Linked DNA regions of Homo sapiens: region 1 is linked to region 2. A link is a loop called in an ENCODE intact Hi-C map of the cell type or tissue named here. Cell type or tissue: PC-9. All regions are shown on one strand. Links, peaks and the distances in the headings refer to the core of each region. The heading gives the core; the rest is flanking DNA.

Region 1 (7,753 bases), core at 1,663-6,662, 410 kb before region 2:
AAAAATGTATATTCTGTTGATTTCGGGTGGAGAGTTCTGTAGATGTCTATTAGGTCCACTTGGTGCAGAGCTGAGTTCAATTCCTGGGTATCCTTGTTAACTTTCTGTCTCGTTGATCTGTCTAATGTTGACAGTGGGGTGTTAAAGTCTCCCAATATTATTGTGTGGGAGTCTAAGTCTCTTTGTAGGTCACTCAGGACTTGCTTTATGAATCTAGGTGCTCCTGTATTGGGTGCATATATATTTAGGATAGTTAGCTCTTCTTGTTGAATTGATCCCTTTACCATTATGTAATGGCCTTCTTTGTCTCTTTTGATCTTTGTTGGTTTAAAGTCTGTTTTATCAGAGACTAGGATTGCAACCCCTGATTTAGGCCTTTTTTGTAAGTTCTACGTTTATGCTTAACTTTCAAAAGAGATGGAATACAGTTATAATCACTTTTCATGTCCTTCTCTGCTAATTCTATGTGTGTGTCAGTTCTGGGTTAGTTTACATTAACTAGTTCTCATGAGGCATTATGTTTTTTCTGCCTTTATATGCCTGTTAATCTTTGTTTGGATGTCACACATTATGAATTTTACTTTTTTGGGTGCTGCATTTTTTGGTATTCTTATAGATATTCTTGTCCAGAGTGTAGTTAGCAAATTGGAAACATTTGCTCTTTTTGGATATTCCTTCACAATTTGTTGAGCCATTTAAATAAATAGCTCCATCTAGGGCTATTTATTTCCCATTACTAAGGCAAGACTTTACAAAGATTCTACCCAATGCCCCATAATTTAGGAGTTGTTCCATTCTTGTTGGTGGAACCAGGCACTATTTTCAGCACTCTATGTGTGTGTTCTGTCCACTGTTCCTAATCCTCCTGGATGCCTTCCCTGACCCACAGCTTTCAGGCAGTTTCTTCATACACATGCTCTGATCAGTACTCTGCTGAGTAATTGATGAGGACCCTTTGCAGATCCTGAGTTCCCTGTCTGTGTAGCGCTCTGTCTCTTTGGTACTCTGATTAGCAAACCCTAGCCACCTTGGTCTCCCTGAGCACTCAGTGTTATCTCCTGAATGCAGGGAGTTTTCTAGGCTCTGCCTGGATTCCCCTCTCTGTGCCATCGCCTGGAAAGTCCCTCAAGGCAGTAAGTTGTGAAAATAGTAGGGATCCTCTTGTTTGTATCCTCTCTTTCAGGAATCACTGACCTTCATTTCAAGCCACTGTCCAGTATCTTAAAAACAAGTTTTATATATTTTGCCTGTTTCGTTTCCTTATTTCAGGTAAGTCTGGTCCCTGTTCCTCTATCTTGGTTGGAAGTGGAAGTCCTCCTCAATGAAGTTGGCGGGACAAAAACACCTCAATGATACCATTAAGGAGTAATTTAAGATTGCAGGCCATGCATTTTCTAGACCTAGAATTTTCAAAGGATATTTTTCTTCTGGTTTAAAAACTATAGTTGATGAGGACTCACAAACTAATACAAATCATGAAGCAATTATAAAAAGCATGACATTCCAGGAAATTGGAACTGCCACTGAATGTCTAGGATGGAGGGTCTCCATGGCAGAGGATTTCCTAATGAGTGGTTGGAGTGAGCTAAAGGATGAGGCGGGCTGCAGAGACGTGAGCAGCAAGACTAAGCAGGTTCCCCTGTTACATGCTGTCATAGTATCCTAGCCCTGCATTGATAGTGCTTATGAAGAGTTTAATTAAATAATTGTTAGTTTACTTGGTTATTATCTATTTTACCTTCCTGGCTAAAGGCTCCATAAGGGCAGAGCCTTTAGCACTATATCTTCAGTAGACATCAGTGTGTTTGACACATAGTAGAAGCTCAAGAAATAGCCATTGAATAAATGGGTCAGGTGCGGTGGCTCATGCCTGTCAGTCCAGCACTTTGGGAGGCCAAGGCAGACAGATCACCTGAGGTCAGGAGCGTGAGACCAGCCTGGCCAACATGGTGAAACCCCATTTCTACTAAAAATACAAAAATTAGCCGGGCATGGTGGCACGCACCTGTAATCCCACCTACTCGGGAGGCTGAAGCAGGAGGATCACTTGAACCTGGGAGGCGGAGGTTGCAGTGAGCCAAGATCGTGCCACTGCACTCCAGCCTGGGTGACACAGCAAGACTCCGTCTCAAAAAAAAAAAAATACCCCATCGAATAAATGAATAAATAAATAATGATGAGTAGAATTAGCAGAGCAGGGCCCAGGCCTCCAGGCAAAGATGAGAAGAACCAGCCCTTCTAAGGACTGGAGAACAGCAACGATGATGATCTGGGGGGCGGACAGAGCCCACAGTTCATCCTTGTGTGTGCTCAGTACTTAGTGGCTGCTCACAATTGTGCAAGTTAGCAGAATGTTCTGGTTGTCCACTGCACTGTAACCAACTCTCCAAAACTTGGCAGCATTTATTTTGCTCGTGAATCTGAAATTTGGGTAGGGCTTGGTGGGGACAGCTCATCTCTGCCCTCTCTTGTACCAGCTGGAGTAGCTCAAAGGCTGTGCCTGTGATCATCCAAAGGCTTATTTGTCACATGTGTGCCAGTTGATGTTGGCTGTCAGCTGAGATCTCAGTGGGGGCTGTCAGGCAGAATACCTACACGTGGCTTCTCTGTGTGGCCTGCACTTCTTCATATCCTGGTGGCTGGATTCCAAAAGTCGGCATCTCAGGAGATAGAGAGCCAGTCCAAAGCCATATCACCTGTTCTAACCTCGTCTTGGAAATCACACAGCATCACTCCCATCTCACTTTATTCAGTAGAAGCTAGTTGCTAAAGCTGGCCAGTATTCAAGGAGAGATGAATTAGACTCCACTTTTTGAAGGGACAAGTGTGAAAGAGCGTGTGGGCATGTTTCTAGACCGCCCTGCAGAGTTCCTGTAGAGTGCTGCCGCATGTTGGGCCTGTGTACTGTGAGGAGGCCCCAGCCCAGCTGAGGGGAGGTGATATTGACACAGGAGTGGGTAATGATGGGGACAGCATGAGAGCCTGGCATCAGATAGTTTGGGGCTCCTAGCAGGGCTGCAGATCTGGGGACAACAAGCCCCCTCACCCTGAGAGCTGGGTGCTCAGTGGGGGAGACCTCCCTAGAGGAAGACATAATTGAGGTGTGGCAAGAGGGCAGGACACTTCTGGGAAGGAGGTGTGAGGTGAGGCTGTGGGGTGGTATGTGGCCTGTCCAAGCCCTAACAGCTGCTGAGTGGCAAGTGGCTTGAACCCATATCTGTGTGTTGGAAGGGGCTGTGTTCTTCCACTGCAGCAGCAGCAGCAGCAGCTCTAAGAATACAGTGATGATAATAGCAATGGTTCTTCCCAGGGGAGCCAGAGACCCACAGGCTTTGAAATTAATGTGAATCCCGGCTCTGTCTTGTACTAGTAGGGTGAATTTGTATGTGTTACTCCACTTCTCTGAAATTCAATTTCTCTTTTGTAAAATGGGCTTGATAATCCCCACCTTTCAGTGTTGCCACGGGGCTTAGTGATAATCCTCATGACATGTCTAGCAGCGTGGGGTGCAGAGAAGATTCTCAGTGAGTGGTACCCAGTACTACCTTTGCAGAGCGCTTTACCATTTTACATTACGGCCTTTTCATTTGTTCCCCAAAATCACTTGAGAGAGGAAGGGCGGGGATGGTCATCTTGGGTGCAGGTAAGGAGCAGGGACAGCGTGGACAAGGCATGTGTGGGCCAAGCGGCAGGCACTGGAGGCGGCATGCAAGCACCTAGCAAGTTCAGAGGTGCTCCAGATTCCTGGACAGCGCCCTCCTCCGCGTAGTGAGGGACGCGTGTTCTCCTGGCGGGGGGGCCGCTAGGTGGCGCTGTGGGACCGCCGTGGGGAGCCAAACGCTGGAGCAAGGCGTCCTCTCTGGCGATTAAACCTTAGGCTGCCCTTCCGGGCCACGCCCTCAGTGGAGCTGGGGCAGCCCGGCTCCGTGTTCCGCATCTCTTGGACTCACACAGAGACAGAATGCATTCTCCTTTTCATGCAGCCTCATGCTACCTTCTCCACTGGCACTGCAGACAGACCCTCCACCCTCTCTCCTTCCTGCCACAGAGGCATAGGGTCTCTCAGGACAGAGGGGGCTGTGGGAGCCAACAGCACCCGTTCTAGGAGAGAGGGTGACTTTGCTGCAAGACCCTGTCTAGTTCCTAAATACCCAAGGCTACATCTGGGCATGCAAACCCCTCTTTCTAATGCTGTAAATTTAGTGATAAATCTCCACAACCATTTCTTTGGGGAGACTTACTTTTCCATGAGGTGGGGGCCACATTTCCCTCCCATCTAGTCTGGCACTTGGTAACCCCACCTGTGCCCACAGGCCTTTGCCATGAATTTCAGGGTGTGGTAGAGGAGAGAGCCTGCGTCAGGAGCCCATCAAATCTGTAACGCAAGCTCAGCCTCCACAAACCAGTAATTTAAAGTCAGAGTCACTGCGGTAACTCCTCTGAGGCTCATCTGCAGAGTGGGGACAGTAATCCCTACTTTGTAGGGTTGCAGTGAGAAATAAATGATGTGTCTTGTGGATGTGCTTTGTCTGTTGGAAATCTCTAGCCACCTGTGAGATGTGGTTATCACAAAAAGATAACACCTTTGGACAGCCTTGGGACATGTACAAAGTGGCTGGTGTGGGCAGAAAGTGCCAGGAAGATGACAGCAGGGTGGGAGGGAGACATGGGCCTTGAGCCAGGTAGTCAGGGTTAAGGGTGTGAGAGCGAGTGGGACTCACACAAGCATAGTGATTGGGAAGTGTCAGCGAGTGGGATCTGGCCCATGTGGCCAGAAGGTGAAGACAGGGCCAGACTGAGGGGGCCTTCAGTGCCTGGACACTGAATCTGAACCCAGTTCTGCAGCCATCAGGGAATATTTATGGATTCTCAATCTCCATCTAAGAAGGGGCAGCCCCTGGACAGGTCCCTCCAGCAGCGGTGGGAATGGGAGAGGGGCACAGCCGGGAAGCTCTTGTAATCACTGTGCACTTCACCCTGCTCTTAATTGTGAAACACTTGATTCAAAACACTGCTCCTCCTCCAAGTTCTCCTGATGGTTGAAATGGGCTTGAGGGTCGAGGTCCGCTGGTTCTTTCTGTCTCTGGAGGACAGGCCCAGCTGGCCGCAGTAGACTGCCTTGACAGCTGATTCAGTGCTGTTCACACACATGCTTCACCTGCCCTGACACAGGAAGAGTGTCTCCAGGCTTCGCCTCCCACCTCCCCACGAGGCAGGAAGCCCAGCCCCAGGCCTGTCTGAGCTGTCTCAGAGAGAAGCTGGGTTATGGAACCACAGCGGCCTCCCACTCCCAGCACACACACACACACACACACACACGAAATGAAATGCGTGGTGGACAGGGAAAGCCACGCAAAACCACAGGACCATGTGCTGTGCTCACATGCCAGACACACACAAGAAGGAAGATATGCTGCAGCCAGCCTGGCCTCCTCCTACACAGAGTGGCAGGGTTGGCTTTCCCTCCACAGCAACCTCATCACCAATCCTTGGAACTGTTGGCCAGGAGGCCTTAGTTGTGGGCCAGACGTCTTGGCCAGTGGGCTCTTCTGTTGGGAAGTAAAGGAGGCACCTGAAATTGCTTTCCATTCTCTGCCTGTGGCTGAGAATCTTTCCCAAATGCCAATGTTCACAGTGCCCATCATTTTTGATAACTTTGGGTGAAACATCCCTTGAACATCAACTCTGAACCCCAGCAACAGAAAGCCTACAGAAGGAGTAGAAGGGCAAGAATTGGAGAAGTTGAGTTGGCCTAAAGATACTCATGGGGACTGCCTCTCTGGAGGAAAGTTTATTTCCGTGCATTACGATCCTTCTTCCTACAGGGAAAAGGCAGGGGAAGAAGGCAGAATCTGGGGCAATGGGAGGCTCGGTTTTTTTGGATTCCGGCTTGGCAAGATGTATGTTCTGAGATCTGAGAGCAATTTCATGTTATGTGATTTTTTTCCCCTCCCCGTGGTAGCCTGGCAAGACCCTTGAGCCAGAAAAGAGGCTGAGAAGCCAACTCCCATCTGTGTCAGGAGTGCTTTGTGCTTCAGTTTTTCTGTCTGCAATATGGGGATAACAGTACACACAGGCATTTCACAGGGTTGCCATGAGAATTAATGGATAGATGTAAAAGATTTAGAAAAGCGTAATGCACAGTTTAATGGAGGTGGTATTTTCCCCCCAGTGGAAAAAATAAACAGTATATTCTTACTACATACAAGTACAACCTCAGTCCCCAAAGCCAAGTGAGTCTGAGAAACAAAGCCAAAAGCGAATCTAGAGGGCGGGAGCTGGAATTCTTGGTGAGGTGGCCTTTGAGTTGAGGGCTTTCCCTCCCTCTGATGGCTCCAGCAGCTCCCCCGGCCCTGCCTGATGAAAGGGAAGACAGGCTCTGTTGTGGCTTGACACATGCCCCAGATGTTAGGTTGCAACTTTGTTCAGCAATTAGCTCTCAGAGGTGGCAGCTGTGTGGAAAGGGCCAGGGCTTGGAACCAGGGTGCCTGTGTCCCACTGCCAGCCAGGCCCTACACCAGCTCAGAACCCTTGGGGGAGCTGCTCAGCTTAATCAAATAGGGATAAAGCACAGGAGCACAGGCCTGCTCCTTCGGGTTGCTAGATTTACCAAATAAAAATACAGGACACCCAGATATATTTGAACTTCATATAATCAACAAATAATCATTTAGTACCAGTATATCCCATGCAATATTTGGAACATATTTATATTAAAAATATTATTTAATATTTATCTGAAATTCAAATTGAACTGGGCATCCTGTATTTTATCTGGCAACCCTACTCCTTCATGAGACTCTACAAGGAGTCCACTGGTTGAAGGGGACCTCTCTGCCTCCTCTCTGGTCTTAGTCAGCTCAGGCTGCCCTAACAAAATACCATAGACTGGGTGGCTTAAACAAAAGTAATTAATTTTCTTCTAGTTCCACAGGCTCGGAAGTCTGAGATCAGGGTGCCAGCATGGTTGGTCAGGTTCCGGCGCGGGCCCTCTTCCTCCCTGTAGAGACTGCCTTCTCTCTATGTCCTCATATGGCCTTTCCTCCATGTGTGCCCATGGAGGGGACAGAGATCTCCCTCTGTTCCTCTTCGTACAAGGCCAAAATCCTACAAGATTACAGCCCTCCCTTATGACCTCACTTAACCTTAATTACCTCTTAAAGACTCTATCTCCAGATACAGCCACATTGGGTGTTAGGGCTTCAACATACAAGTTTCGGGGGGACACAATTCAGTCCAGAGCAGCCCCCTCCACTGTTGTCAATGTGGCTTAGACTTGTGACTGTGGCTGTCAAGGGACAGTGTGGTGCAGTGGGAGGCCCAGGGGCCCATTTAACAGTCTTCCCAAGGTCCCCAGCTTCCATGGCAGACTGGGTGCTCTGCTTCTCATCCCTGAGCTGAGGCCTCCTCTGTGCAATGGAATGATGTTGGCCCTGTCTCAAAAGGGTTACTTGAGAGGAAAATGAGATGTTGCTGGTAAAGCACCTAATATGGCCATGCACACAGTGGCCCCAAGTGCACCGGCTACCTACCATGCCAGCTGCTCACCCGCCCCCATCATGCCAGGCGGCCTGCTGGCAGGCACCCATGTTCCCTGGGAGGGAAAGCCTCTCCCTCACTGTGGCCTCCTTGCACCTGTTTCCACTGCTATCACCATTCCAGGCTGCCAGTCTGGCCAGCTGCTGCCTCCTCAGTGCCTGACATGGTTTGGCTCTGTCCCCACCCAAATCTCATTTTGAATTGTAGCTCCCAT
Region 2 (7,753 bases), core at 834-5,833:
GATTTTGGGATTACAGGCATATGCCACCATGCCCAGCTAATTTTTCGTGTGTTTGTGTGTGTGTGTGTGTGTGTGTGTGCGCGTGCATTTAGCAGGAATGGGGTTTCACCATGTTGTCCGGGCTGCTCTCGAACTCCTGACTTCAAGTGATCCACCTGCCTTCAGCCTCCCAAAGTGCTGGGATTACAGGTGTGAGCCACTGCACCTGGCCCACATTTAAAATTTAAAAAAAGAAAGAAAGAAAGAAAGAAAAATTCTGATGGGAAAAGGAGCCATTTCTTCCAGACTCTTTCTTAGAAGTCTGATCCACTCTCCCTGAATCCCTCAGTAGAGTTCCCTATTCATCTCATGGGCCAGGACTGAGTCTGTTACATGCTGGTTCCTAAACCAACTGTTGGCAAAAGAATGAGACCACCATGGCTGACTCAGATAACTGGGATCTGCCTAAGAGTAGAGGCCAAGGTCTCTATGATTTTGTTGTTGTTGTCGCATACTCTGCTTATGTAATTTTTTTTCTTTTTTGAGACAGGGTCTCACTCTGTTGCCCAGGCTGGAAGGCAGTGGCACAATCATAGCTCGCTGCAGCCTCGAACTTCTGAGCTCAAGCGATCCTCCTGCCTTGGCCCCCCAAAGTGCTAGGACTACAGATGTGAGCCACTGCACATGGCCCTATGTAATATTTGAGTTACTTATATCCTTGAACAAAATCAGAGTTCCCTGACAAGGAAGAGAGGATGAAATGGCTGATAGGGAGACAGATAATACTATAATCTTAAAATAAAAAAAAGTACCAGCTGGGCACAGTGGCTCATGCCTGTAATCCCATCACCTTGGGAGGACAAAGTGGGAGGATCACTTGAGTCCAGGAGTTAGAGACCAGCCTGGGCAACGTGGCAAAACCACATCTCTACAAAAAAATTAACCGCTGTGGTGGTGCATGCCTGTGGTCCCAACTATTTGGAAGGCTGAGGTGGGAAGATCACCTGAACCTGGGAGGCGAAAGTTGAAGTGAGCTGAGACCTCACCACCACTGCACTCCAGCCTGAGAGATAGAGACCCTGTCAAAATTAAAAAAAAAAAAAAGGTACAGAAATAATGAATATATGTGAGCTACAAGTTAAGCAGTCTGAATATTTCCTTCTCTCACTTGGAATATTATTACTCATCTTTATTTATTTATTTATTTTTGCAATGGAGTCTCGCTCTGCCACCCAGGCTGGAGTGCAAGAGCGCTACCTTGGCCCACTGCAACCTCTGCGTCCTGGGTTCAAGTGATTCTTCTGCCTCAGCCTCCTGAGTAGCTGGGATTACAGGTGCCCACCACCATACCTGGCTAATTTTTGTATTTTTACTAGAGATGGGGTTTCACCATGTTGGCCAGCTGGTCTCGAACTCCTGACCTCAGGTGATCTGCCCGCCTCAGCCTCCCAAAGTGCTGGGATTACAGGCGTGAGCCGCCGCACCCAGCCTATTGCTTATCTTTAAGTCAGTCTATAGTTGTAAATAAATCAGCTAGATTTAACTGGGTGTTTGTGTTTTAAACTACAAAGTTTTGCAGGATAAAGAAAAAGGAACTCAATGTATGGTCTTGAGACTGGACTGCCAATGGGATCAGAGGTCTCTCTGTCTCTCAGCAGCCCTGTCTCTCTCTCCTGGACTGCATGATCTTTCCCAAGACCTCCCTGCTTCTTTTGCATGTCCCCCTGTTCTCTGCTGAATTGACCACTCCCTCCTGGATTTGTTATACATATGGCCACTGAGGACCCTCCAGCCCCTACTCCTTCTACAAATTGAAAACCTCTCTTGGAAATTCTTAATTCCAATCTCCAAGGGACAAACTACTTGAGGCTACTCATCCTGTCAAGACAAGTCACCTCAGAGGTTGCTGGCCTACCCAGTACCTGGAATGGTGGCCCTGGGGTCACAGGCCAGCCTTGGTCCAAGAAAGAGGACAGGGTCACTTGTCAGAAAACCTTACTGCTGAACACCTCCCGGGTTCAAGTGATTCTCCTGCCTCAGCCTCTGGAGTAGCTGGGACTACAGGCGTGTGCCACCACACCCAGCTAATTTTTGTATTTTTAGTACAGACGGGGTTTCACCATGTTGGCTAGAGTGGTCTCAAACTCCTGACCTCAGGTGATCCACCCGCCTCGGCCTCCCAAAGTGCTAGGATCACAGGCGTGAGCCACCGCACCCAGCCAGAGAGGAAGTGTATTTGTATATTTCACCCTGTCTTTCACAGGGGTTGTTTCAATGGCAAGCAAGTGAATTGAGCCAAAGAGACCCAATTGCAGAACTTTTGTAGGGACTGAAGGCAAAGAGAAGCTTCTTTCCACTAAGATTGATAGCTGTGGGGAAGAAATAAGCCCAAAACTTTAGAGAGCACCCAAGTGGAGAAAGCCTGCATGGGAGTAAAGCCAGCACAAAGGAAAGCAGAACAGACAGGAGTAAGACTGCGCTCTGACCACGCTGTTCAAGCTCCTGGATCCAGTTATACCTGAAGACTTGCCATGAGTTTTCAGTGACAAACCAATACACTTTCTTTCTTTCTTTTTATTTATTTATTTATTTATTGGAATTGTAAACAACTTAAGCTGAGTTTCCGTCATCTGCAATTGGAAGACTCCTAATACACTGGGCCTGTGTTACGGAGAAAAAAGCCACAGGCTGAGGCAGAAGAGTCCTCCTCAAGAAGGATCCCAAGAGTCCCAGGACCACAGGCAGCACTGCCTCCATGCCCAGGTCACAAGGTGCAACTCAGATCAGGGGAGGAGTGCTGGGGTGACAGCCTGGCTGCGAGGGACCACACAACTGTGTGGACCCTCTGGATCCTCGAGGACTGCAGCTTTGAGTGGCTGTCAGATGCACCCTGGGCAAGAACGTAACTCACAGCCATCACAGGCGTATAAAGCAATGGCAGAGTCACCACCCTCCACAAGGGGGCAGTGTGGTCCAAAGTGGAAGTAGGTGAGAGAAAAGCTTGTTACTCAAGAAACATCCCCTGTGGACTCCTGGAAGCACCCAGAGGAAGGGCAGTTTTGCAGTGAGCTGAGATCTTGCATTCTGTAGATGGAAACTGAAGCTGCTGATGCCTGGGTTAGGGCTGGGGGCCCCTAGCACCCACAGACAAGAGAAGCTCAATAGTTCCTAGTTTCAATAATTTTTCCTGAAGATGCCCTGGGAAGATGGCAGGTGCTCAGAGGAGATGATCATAGGCTGTACCTGTGACCCAGGCACACCAGCATGGCATGAAATTGAAGAGACGCCAGGCCCCAAGGACATGCAGCCCTGGGAGCAAATAACGTGGTAATAATATCCGAAGACTGACGTCCCAAGACCCCTGACAATAGGCAGGATGGGGGCTTAGAGTCAGAAATTGGATCATTTAAAGAAGGCCACGTAGCTGGGCTTGGTGGCACACATCTGTAGTCCCAGCTATTTGGGAGGCTGAGGCAGAAGGATTACTTGAGCCCAGGAGGTCGAGGCTACAGTGAGCTACGATTGTGCCACCCTACTCCAGCCTGGGCAACAGAGCAAGAGCCTGTCTCTAAAAAATAAATAAATGAAAAAGGGGACCACAACTAATGCTGTTTGTTTCACACTTGAGTTTGTAAAGCAATAGTAAATTCTCTATATCAGGGGTAAATAATAAATTTTCTATATCAGGGGTCCCCAATCCCCGGGCCACCAACTGGTACGAGTCCATGGCCTGTTAGGAACCGGGCCGCACAGCAGGAGGTAAGTGTGGCAGGTTAGCCAGTGAAGTTTCATCTGTATTTACAGCTGCTCCGAATTACCACCTGAGCTCAACCTCCTGTCAGATCAGTGGCAGCATTAGATTCTCATAGGAGTGCGAACCCTATTGTGAACTGTGCATGTGAGGGATCTAAGTTGCCCACTCCTTATGAGAATCAATGCCTGATGATCTGTCACTGTATCCCATCACCACTAGATGGGACCGTCTAGTTACAGCAAAACAACCTCAGGGCTCCCACTGATTCTACATCACGGTGAGTCGTATAATTATTTCATTATATATTGCAATGTAATAATAATAGGAATAAAGTGCACAATAAATGTAATGCACTTGAATCATCCCAAAACCACCCCCCACCCCCATGAAAAATTGTCTTCCGTGAAACTGGTCCCTGGTGTCAAAAAGGTTGGGGACCACTGCTCTATATGTGGTCTCTGCCCTCTCCAGGGCAAGCTGTCAGGAAAGGGCCTGGTGTGTCTGAGGGGACTTGGGAAGGGAATCCCAGTAGCAGAGACATGCAGGAGCCCAGCTTCTCCATGTCCTGGACTCTCTATCTCAGAGTACATGGGGTAAGGTCTGTGGCATTTTCTCAAGCCCTGGATAGGACAGCCACAATTCAGCCATGTGACCTCTCTCCTGAGCATAAATACAAGCGGCCCAACTTGGAACCACTTAAGAAGCAGAAACCAAACCCCAGCGAGATGGAAAGCACTTCACGCATCATCCAGCTCAACCCCCTCAGGGAGCCAAAAAACAAAATAAAATAAAATAAAATAGGCTGGGGCCTTGCCCAAGGTGGCATAGTGAACTGGTGACTCAGCCAGGAGCCAAAGCCAGGCCTCCTGACCACAAGTCTGGAGCTCTGTACCCTGTGCTGCAGGCCCTCTCTCCTGATGAAAATCTCCACATTCCAGATGAGGAAAAGGAAAAGATTTCTGCACCCTGCGTTTATCTTCACATCTGGACTTCACACTCTGGAATTCAATAGTGAGAGCTCATCACTGTCATTTCCTTGGGATAATGCCTATTGCCCTGACCCATAAAGCTTCAGTCTTACTTATTGCCCCAAACCAGCCCTAGCCACTACTGAGTTAGATGGTAACAACAGTAGCAATCATTTATTGAGCATTGTATTCATCAGCATTCTCCAAAGAAACAGAAACAATAGGAGTTGGAGAAGGGCTTATTTTAAGGAATTAACTCCTGCGATTGCAGGGACTGGTAAATCCAAAATCTTATTTTTTTCCTTCCGACAAGATGGCCAAAATCCAAAACCTATAAGGCATGCGAACAAACAGGAAACTCCGGCAAGGGCCCACACTGCAATCCTGAGTCCAAAGGCAGTCTGGAAGCAAAACTCCTACCTCTTCAGGGACATCAGTCTTTTCTATTAAGGAGGGTAATCTGCTTTACTCAAAGTCTACTGATTTAAGGCCAGGCACAGTGGCTCACCCCTGTAATCCCAGCACTTTGGGAAGCTGAGGAGGGGCATCAATTGAGGTCAGGATTTCAAGACCAGCCTGGGCAACATGGCGAAACTCCATCTCTCCTGAAAATACAAAAAAAAAAAAAAAAAAAAAAAAAATTAGCTGGGTGTGGTGGTGCGTGCCTGTGATCCCAGCTACTCGGGAGGGTGAGGCAGGAGAATTGCTTGAACCCGGAAGCTGGTGGGTGAGCCGAGATTGCTCCACTGCACTCCAGCCTGGGCAACAGAGTGAGATTCTGTCCCGAAAAATAAAAATAAAAAATAAAATTAAAAAATTAAAATAAAAAATAAAATCTACTGATTTAAGTGTTAATCATAGCTTTAAAAAAATACCAGCCAGGTACAGTAGCTCACGCCTGTAATCCCAGCACTTTGGGAGGCTGAGGCGGGTGGATCACCTGAGGTCAGGAGTTCAAGACCAGCCTGGCCAACATGACAAAACCCCGTCTCCACTAAAAATACAAAAATTAAGGTCGGGCGCGGTGGCTCATGCCTGTAATCCCGGCACTTTGGGAGGCGCAGGCGGGCGGATCACAAGGTCAGGAGATCGAGACCATCCTGGCTAACACAGTGAAACCCCGCCTCTACTGAAAATACAAAAAATTAGCCAGGCGTGGTGGCGAGCGCCTATAGTCCCAGCTACTCGGGAGGCTGAGGCAGGAGAATGGCGTAAGAAAACCCGGGAGGCGGAGGTTGTAGTGAGCCTAGATCGTGCCACTGCACTCCAGCCTGAGCGAGACTCCGTCTCAAAAAAAAAAAAAAAGAAAATTAACAGGGCATGGTGGCGGGAGCCTGTAATCCCAGCTACTGGGGAGCCTGAGGCAGGAGAATCACTTGAACCTGGGAGGCGGAGGTTGCAGTGAGCTGAGATCGCGCCATTGCACTCCAGCCTGGGCAACAAGAGCAAAACTCCATCTCCAAAAAAAAAAAAAAAAAAAAAAAAAAAAACCTTCACAGTAACATTTAGGCTACTTGTTTGACCAAAAATCTGGATACCATAGCTTATCCTAATTGACACATGAAACCATCACAAGCATTCCTCTGTGCCAGGCATTCAGATCATCTCAACAGCATTTTGAGACAGCCGTCATTATCCCCATCTTACAGAAGATAAAACCAAGGGCTTAAGTCCAAGTCCACGGGAAGTTGCGGACTATATCTGGAATTCCAGTCTCCCCTCCTTCCTTGTCCATGACTTCCCCCATCTCACCACTGGCTCTCACTCGGTTGCAAGAGCCCAAAAAGTGTGTCTAGGCCACAGGTTCTCAGCCACTGACGCACATTACAATCACTGAGAAAAACTCATCACTGAGTTTTTCTCAGAGATGAAGCAAACCAACAAACAAAAACCAATGTTCAGACCCTACCCCCAGAGAGTCTGATTGAGCTGGTCAGAGGTGGGCCCCTGAGCATCAGTATTTTAAGCTCTCCCAGGTGCTTCTAATGTGCAGCAAGGCTGAGAACCATGGTTATAGAAGGTGGGACAATGCAAAGCATGGGTCCCTCATCTCTTTGGAGTAAAGATTGCCCAGCAGAAAATAACCACAACCTAAATGAAATCAAGTAGCTATAAAATAGCCTGTGGGAAAAACTAGCAAATATATTTCCTTTCTCAGCATGAAATTGGCCATTTCCCCTCTCATTTTTCAAGCAGTGTACAGTGAGTATTTCTTTCATTATTTGGAGATACAAAAGAGTGAAACTGAGTTTAATTCATGTGGGCAACAGGCATTTGGTGAGCACTTGCTGAGTGTTGGGCAGCCAGCAGTCAGATCTAATGTGGTTCCTGTCTTTAGCCAGCAAGCCACTGAGGGGGGCAGTAAAGCCCATGAAACAACGTGGGAAGTGCAACGACAGAAACTTGTCCCAAAGGTGCCAGAGCCCAGAGATGGCGACCAGCAACAGGCTGGGCAGGTGAAACACTGGGTTTGACACTGTGAAGCCTGTATTTTGAGAGACTCACAACCACAATGAATATCCCTCCCTTTGTTGTCGAGGCCTTGAGTACTCGAGGCAGCAACCCAACTGTGAAGGGAACCAGCCAGGTCTACCAGCAGATCCTTACCTATTCTACCAGTCCTTGGTGAAATGAGAGAAGCTTACATTTAGAAGCTCTTGGTATTAAAATATCCCTTCTTTTCTGAATTGATAATAGAATTTGGCTTTGCTAATAATGTCCTGATGTGCCAAATCAACAATTGACAAGTCTGTGTGGTTTGCCCAATACTCCATGGGCTCATGAACTCCAAAAACCTGGGAAGCACCACAGTAGACAATGGCCTGGGGCCTCACAAGAGCAGGAACCTCTGTGATCCTGGTTTATGAGCATAGACCTGTCCTCACTCTGTGTACCCCTGAGCTGCCTGAATAAACCACATGACATAGATTATCAGCTCTTTTCATTTTTTTTTTTTTTTTTTTGAGACGGAGTCTCACTCTGTCGCCCATGCCGGTGTGCACTGGCTCAATCTCGGCTCACTGCAAGCTCCGCCTCCCGGGTTCACGCCGTT

Evidence for each region. Hi-C counts contacts between places; a loop is a spot of excess contacts. Peaks named below come from ENCODE experiments on the same cell type or tissue, not always from the same donor. Only the 100,000 strongest peaks of a DNase experiment are listed, where the experiment ranks them.
Region 1: it touches region 2 in a loop (9-fold over the local background); 80 of 110 quality-filtered maps call a loop at or near these places.

What each region holds. Positions count from the first base shown.
Region 1 is chr3:139,325,569-139,333,321 of GRCh38, reverse strand. All of the region lies in intron 1 of LOC124909439, which reads left to right. Among named protein-coding and RNA genes, the nearest start is that of MRPS22, 15 kb to the left of the region's middle. In PC-9, for the core only: CTCF peaks have their summits at 3,586 and 3,789 (motif pointing right); a DNase peak (open chromatin) is centred at 3,811; H3K27me3 peaks cover 287 bases.
Region 2 is chr3:138,918,813-138,926,565 of GRCh38, reverse strand. No RefSeq gene overlaps it. Among named protein-coding and RNA genes, the nearest start is that of LINC01391, 21 kb to the left of the region's middle. RefSeq lists an enhancer at 3,012-3,061. In PC-9, for the core only: CTCF peaks have their summits at 2,934 (motif pointing right) and 4,027; DNase peaks (open chromatin) are centred at 2,945 and 4,585; H3K4me3 peaks cover 423 bases; H3K27ac peaks cover 1,420 bases.